2 separate regions of the Homo sapiens genome follow, and region 2 is linked to region 1. Evidence: read pairs that join two places in POLR2A ChIA-PET (ENCODE). Cell type or tissue: OCI-LY7. All regions are shown on one strand. Links, peaks and the distances in the headings refer to the core of each region. The heading gives the core; the rest is flanking DNA. Region 1 has its middle 27 kb from the start of SLC25A5-AS1. Region 2 overlaps UBE2A (ubiquitin conjugating enzyme E2 A).

Region 1 (2,916 bases), core at 109-2,608:
CTAAGACTATAGGCTTGCACCACCGTGCCCAGCTTATCTTCTTAATTTTTTGTAGAGACAGGGTCTCGCTGTGTTGCCCAGGCTGGTCTTGAACCCCTGGCCTCAAGTGATCCTCCCACCTAAGCTTCCTAAAGGGTTGGGATTACAGGCGTGAGCCACCACATCTGGCCCATCCAATCTTTATAATGATATTTGCAAAATGATGTGTTTCCAACTCTCATGCTCCCTCCATCCACATTTGCCAGATGGCCCTTGCACTCTAGCCATTTTGAACCACTTTTGGTTCTCCACACCTGCTAAGTACTATTGGCTAACTCCTATTTATCCTTCAGCCTGGGCTGTTACAATTGGTAATGCACAACATTCACACTGTAGCCATGCCACATGGCAGCTGTGGTTGAGATGGCACTTCCTTTTTTTCTTGAGACACAATCTTGCTCTGTCAACCAGGCTGGAGTGCAGTAGTGAGATCTTGACTCACTGCCACCTCTGCTTCCTGGGTTCAAGGAATTCTCCTGCCTCAGCTCCCCGAGTAGCTGGGATTACAGGTGTGTGCCACCACACCCAGCTAATTTCTGTATTTTTAGTAGAGACAGGGTTTTGCCATGTTGCCCAGGCTGGTCTCGAACTCCTGGCCTCAAGTGATCTGCCCACTTCGGCTTCCCAAAGTGCTGGGATTACAGGTGTGAGCCACCGCGCCCGGCCGAGATGGAGCTTTCTCTCGGAAGTGTTTCCAGATTCCCCAAATGTCAGTTAGTTAAACATTCTTCCTTCTTTGCTCCCAAATCTCAGTCTGCTGACCCCTCTTAACACTCTTGTCACACTATATTGTAATTCTTACTTCTCTGCCTCCTTCACTGGGATATAAGCTCCATAAGGGTAGGATTTTTTCTCTCTTCTTCTCTGCTGTGTATCCCTTGCTCCTAGTACAGTGCCTGGCCCACAATATCTGTTCAGCAAATGTCAAGTCAATAAATAGTTTGGTCTTATGTTACAGCTTGTTTTAATTCCACTTTATTAAACTAATAAACTAATTCCATTTATATATGTGTGACTGGCTTCTCTGGCAGAGGACAAAGTCCTTAAGGGAAAGGACTATGCTTAAGTCAACTTTGCATCCTCTTCCCCTCCCCTTGGTACTTGGTACAGGACCTTGTTCATAACAGACACTCAACAAATGTTCACTGAATGAGTCTGTATGTGTATATTGGTTGTTAAGGGTACACTTTTTTTTTTTCCTTTCCATAGAACTGCACAAAACTGTTTGTGAGCAAGATCTGAGAAGCAAGCGATGTGCTTTTTGAACGCCTGCTGTTCTGGCACACCTGGGCCCAACCCTGACTGAGCCCGAGGCACAGGAAGGAAATGCAGTTGCAATGTGATTAGGGTCATGAGGGTTTCTGTAACCGAGGGACGCCAAAACCTGAGTGAGTCTCTGAGGGCGATCAAGGGTTGCCCAGGACCTATCCTGAAGCTCTGAAGCCTTCCTAGATGACAGTCTCTGACTCCTCCTATGGAATCCCTCATAGGAGCCCCTGGCCGGGCTAGATCCCTAGGATAGGTGAGCTGACTTTGGAAGTCTTTCTGGTGCAATGTCACTTGGAAGTCAAGCTGTTTGTGTTGGGATAATGTAGAAAGAAGAAGCCTGAAGAGAAGGCCTAGGAGGGGCTGGGCTGACAATCCAGCCCTTTGAAGAGCAGGGGCTACCTCTGTGGTCTAGGGCACAGCCTGCCAATCTGGCAGGATGACCTCAGATGATGGCCGAGACAACAGCTGGATTCCGGATTGTTGTCTTGCCCTGCAACCCTGGGGCCCCCGTACCCTCAGGCCCATTGCCACAGCAGCACATGCTTCTTTGTGGAGGCTGAGACCTTTGATCAGCTCAGTAGCCACAGCAACTCTTCCTAAAAGGCACTGGCTTGGGAAGCTCTCCTGTGGACTCTTACCAGCCCTCTAGAGGCAGAGTGGGGGCCCCAAGAACAGCATCAGGAAAAAGTCAATGTAGTAAGAACTTTAGATGACACAATCTTGCCTCTATACAGGAATTTTAGCCTAGATACAGGCTATTTTTTAGTTTTTCCTTTCTGTGTAAGAAATGCACCATACAACACAACATTTAGCTTTTTCCCAATAGGAAAAAAAATGCACCAAAGGGCCCAAGATCGGTAAGTGAAAACCTTGAAACTTACAGCCAGGGAATAGAGGGACATGCATCGAACACGGGAACCACTGACATGGACGTTTTTCTTTTTGTTTAAAAAGCATGTATAGGCGGGGTGCAGTGGCTCACGCCTGTAATCCCAGCAATTTAGGGGGCCAAGACAGGTAGATCACCTGAGGTCAGGAGTTTGAGGTCAGCTTGGCCAACATGGTGAAACCCTGTGCCTACTAAAAATGCAAAAATTAGCTGGGCATGGTGGTGGGCACCTGTAGTCCCAGCTACTTGGGGGGTGAGGCAGGAGAATTGCTTGAACCCAGGAGGTAGAGGTTGCAGTGAGCCGAGATCGCGCCATTGCACTCCACCCTGGGCCACAGAGTGAGACTCCGTCTCAAAAATAAAATAAAATAAAAACAATAAATAAATAAATAGCATGTATATTGCACTTACCACATGCCCAGGCACCGTTCTAAATGCATTGCAATCTGTTAACTCACTGAATCCTCATAACAAGTCTTTTAAAGTAGGTACAGTTATCCCCATTTTACGGTGGAAGAAATGGAAGCAGACAGAGGTTAAATAACTTGTCCAAAGTTGTAACCACCCAGTGGGTTCACCTTGCTCACTGCCTAGATAGAGACGATTTATCAAGACAGGGGAATTGCAATGGAGAGTTCGGCCTATGCCCAGGAATGAACAAGGACAGCTTAAAGGTTAGAAGCAAGATGGAATCGGTTAGGTCTGTTTTCTTTCACTAT
Region 2 (2,916 bases), core at 95-2,594, 87 kb before region 1:
ACATGGGTTACTTGTGCAAAGTTAGATTTGGAAGTGATAAATGCATAAAAGGTGACAATAGAACATTAGACAAAACATTTACAAGCCTTGTCCCATACTGCTACTTAAAGGTACTATATATCTAAAAGTATAAATATCCAAAAAAAGATCGCAGACATTGGCTTTAAGGTTCTCAGATGCTGAAAGGGAAGAAATTAAAGCATGCAGCAATAACTCAGGATTTGAGTGGAAAATAGTTTGCCACAGATATGCTATGCTCCCTTCCTTGAATTCATTAAAACTCTAAAATAAAGATGGACAATTGAGTTTATTCACTTAGGGCAGCACTGATCCTTTAAAAAGATTAAAGGAGCTCCAACTTTCCCTAGCTCAAAAACTCACGATTGTTTCCATTCCTCTGCTCCCACACCTCTTTTAAAAAGCAAAAACCCAGAAGACCAATAATTCTGAAACTTGGCATGAGTGTGCCCAGTCAGCAGCTTGCAAAGAGAGGATGTGTCAGTTACTACAATTGCTGTACTCCTTTAGCTGAGTCCTTCAACTTTCTCCTTCTTGCCAGTAAATACTACGTTGTAATTCATATGACTGAGATCTTAGTATCACAGGATTTTTAGCTCCCATGCCTCCTTCAAAATTGTTTACATGGATTTGTTTCTATTCTCTGTAGGCCATATTCCAAACACATTCACTTCTAAATCCAACACAAGTGAAGGACCAGCCAGGATGAAACACTTCAGCAATCATTTTGTTAAAAATAACATCCTGGTCATCAAGCTAAGCATAAGCACCTCTTGTATAACAATTCATCTTAAAAGCTTAAAGTACAATAATAAAAATAACTGCCTGAAAACTGGAAATGAAATACAACAGAAAAACTGAAGCATTAGTAATTTTTGCAAGTAACCCAGGTACAGTACATTTGATTTCATAGAGGGTGTTTTCTGATGTTTAAGGAGAGGGTAGAAGGGGTAGGAAAACTTGGCAAGGAAGATGGAAACAGCACAACAGTTATTTTGCTTTTAATAAAGTAAATGTAATGACAGGAGTAGGGAGGTGACAAACACATCAATATATATTTTTCTTATGGCCAGCTTCTTTAAACTGTACCCGGGGTCAACAATCACGCCAGCTTTGTTCTACTATTGCAGAAACACGCTTTTCATATTCCCGTTTGTTCTCCTGGTACAGCTGAGCAGCCTGGCTGTTTGCTGGACTATTGGGATTGGGTTCATCCAACAGAGACTAAAGAGACAATTTTTAAAATGTCAGTTCCTTAATGCAAAACAACTATTTTATAAGGTAGTGACACTCAATTGAATTGTCCTAAGTACAGCTACATTTCTTGTCTTTAGCATACAAACCCAGAGTTATGTGAATCTGCTAGTAGCTAGGAAAATATATGCGGCTTTTTTTTTTTTTAAGGGAGAAGAGTCTCACTATGTTGCCCAGGCTGGTCTCAAACTCCTGAACTCAAGCAATCCTCCCACCTTGGCCTGCCAAAGTGCTGAGGTTACAGGTGTGAGCGACTGTACCCAGCTGACTTGGGTCTTAATGGTCTACTTTTCATCTATAAAACAAACAAGCTTTGACCAAAAATAAAAAGATCTATTACATTATGACTTTCAAAAACAATTCAATTGCTAATATAAACATATTAAAAGTTATAGTTCGTCACATTAAGGAAAAATTCACCTGTATGGATGTTAGAATGGAAGACACATCATAGGTTGGACTCCAACGGTTCTGAAGTATGTCCAGACATATACTACCATCTGCATAGACTAAGAACAAAGAAGTAGGTACATTAAACGTAACAAGACCACTAAGGTTTTAACATTATAGACAAAACAAAAATAGTCAAGAATACTTTGCTTTTGAAGTTTAAAGATTCCTATGTTGCTTCCCAGTTAACTGCCTAAAAAGATAAGTCATAACCACCACTAGTGAAATAATCAGGATGATCAGAGAATGTCAGATGTGATCAGTATAAAACTGGAAGATATTTAGTGTTCATCCTTTGGAAAAGGCTGCCCTATTATCCAGGAAATCAGAAACATTTTTGAACAGGGTCCCTAGCTATCCACAGACATGTGGGAAATTCATTCCACCAAATTTGTAGGCTGTATCCCCTATCTGAAATAACAAAAGATCACTCAGAGTTCACAAGATTTCATTTTGGCATAAAGATAAACATATCTGATACCCTGAAAAATACTTCATTAACCTAAATAAAAGGCAAGCTGTTCTAGGCTTACTACTATTTTAAAAAGTGCAAAGTGGTTAAGTTAGAATCACCTGTGGTGCTTTTCTGACAATACCGTATGCCTGGCCTTCAACAACAGAATCCTATTCATTAGGTTTGGAGTGGGGCGAAGGCATCTGTGTTTTTAAAATGTTCCACAGTAATTCTGATATGCGTCCAATGAAAACTACTTTTCTAAACGCTAGTGAAAATAATTACAACACAAGACTATCCCAATCTGGCCTAGCATTAAAAGGAAACCTCAAGAGCATCCTTCATTTTGTTTAATAAGTAAATGACAAAGGTCATCAAAATCAGGAGGCTCCCAGACTCCAAGCAAAGGGAAAATACCTCCACTGCTTCAGTTCTAGGACAAGACAGCCACAGACAACCAAGAACAAGTTCAGCTTTCAAGAAGCAGCAAGCTGCCTAAACAAATACTCAGGCACCACAAAATACACAGGAAATGTGGAATACTCCATAATAAACACTATAGTAGTTTAAAACACTGTACTAAAAGTGATACTTGCCATTTGGATGGAACATCTTAGAGACAAATCTAACTGTAGGTGGTTTATTTGGATATTCTTCAGTGAATTCTATTGTAAGTTTAAATGTTCCTGTGGTTAGAAAAGAAAGATTTAAGAAAATGTATTTATCACTTTGTTCAGTAG

The links. Peaks named below come from ENCODE experiments on the same cell type or tissue, not always from the same donor. Only the 100,000 strongest peaks of a DNase experiment are listed, where the experiment ranks them.
Region 2: POLR2A ChIA-PET joins it to region 1 with 5 read pairs; 7 of 35 experiments call an interaction of 5 or more read pairs at or near these places.

What each region holds. Positions count from the first base shown.
Region 1 is chrX:119,494,842-119,497,757 of GRCh38, reverse strand. No RefSeq gene overlaps it. Among named protein-coding and RNA genes, the nearest start is that of SLC25A5-AS1, 27 kb to the right of the region's middle. In OCI-LY7, for the core only: no CTCF peak of the experiment used is centred there; a DNase peak (open chromatin) is centred at 1,347.
Region 2 is chrX:119,581,453-119,584,368 of GRCh38, reverse strand. UBE2A (ubiquitin conjugating enzyme E2 A) reads right to left here. Exons shown (of 6, transcript NM_003336.4): 4 at 2,773-2,862; 5 at 1,693-1,781; 6 at 1-1,242. The coding sequence ends at 1,114. Among named protein-coding and RNA genes, the nearest start is that of UBE2A, 8.3 kb to the right of the region's middle. In OCI-LY7, for the core only: no CTCF peak of the experiment used is centred there; no DNase peak of the experiment used is centred there.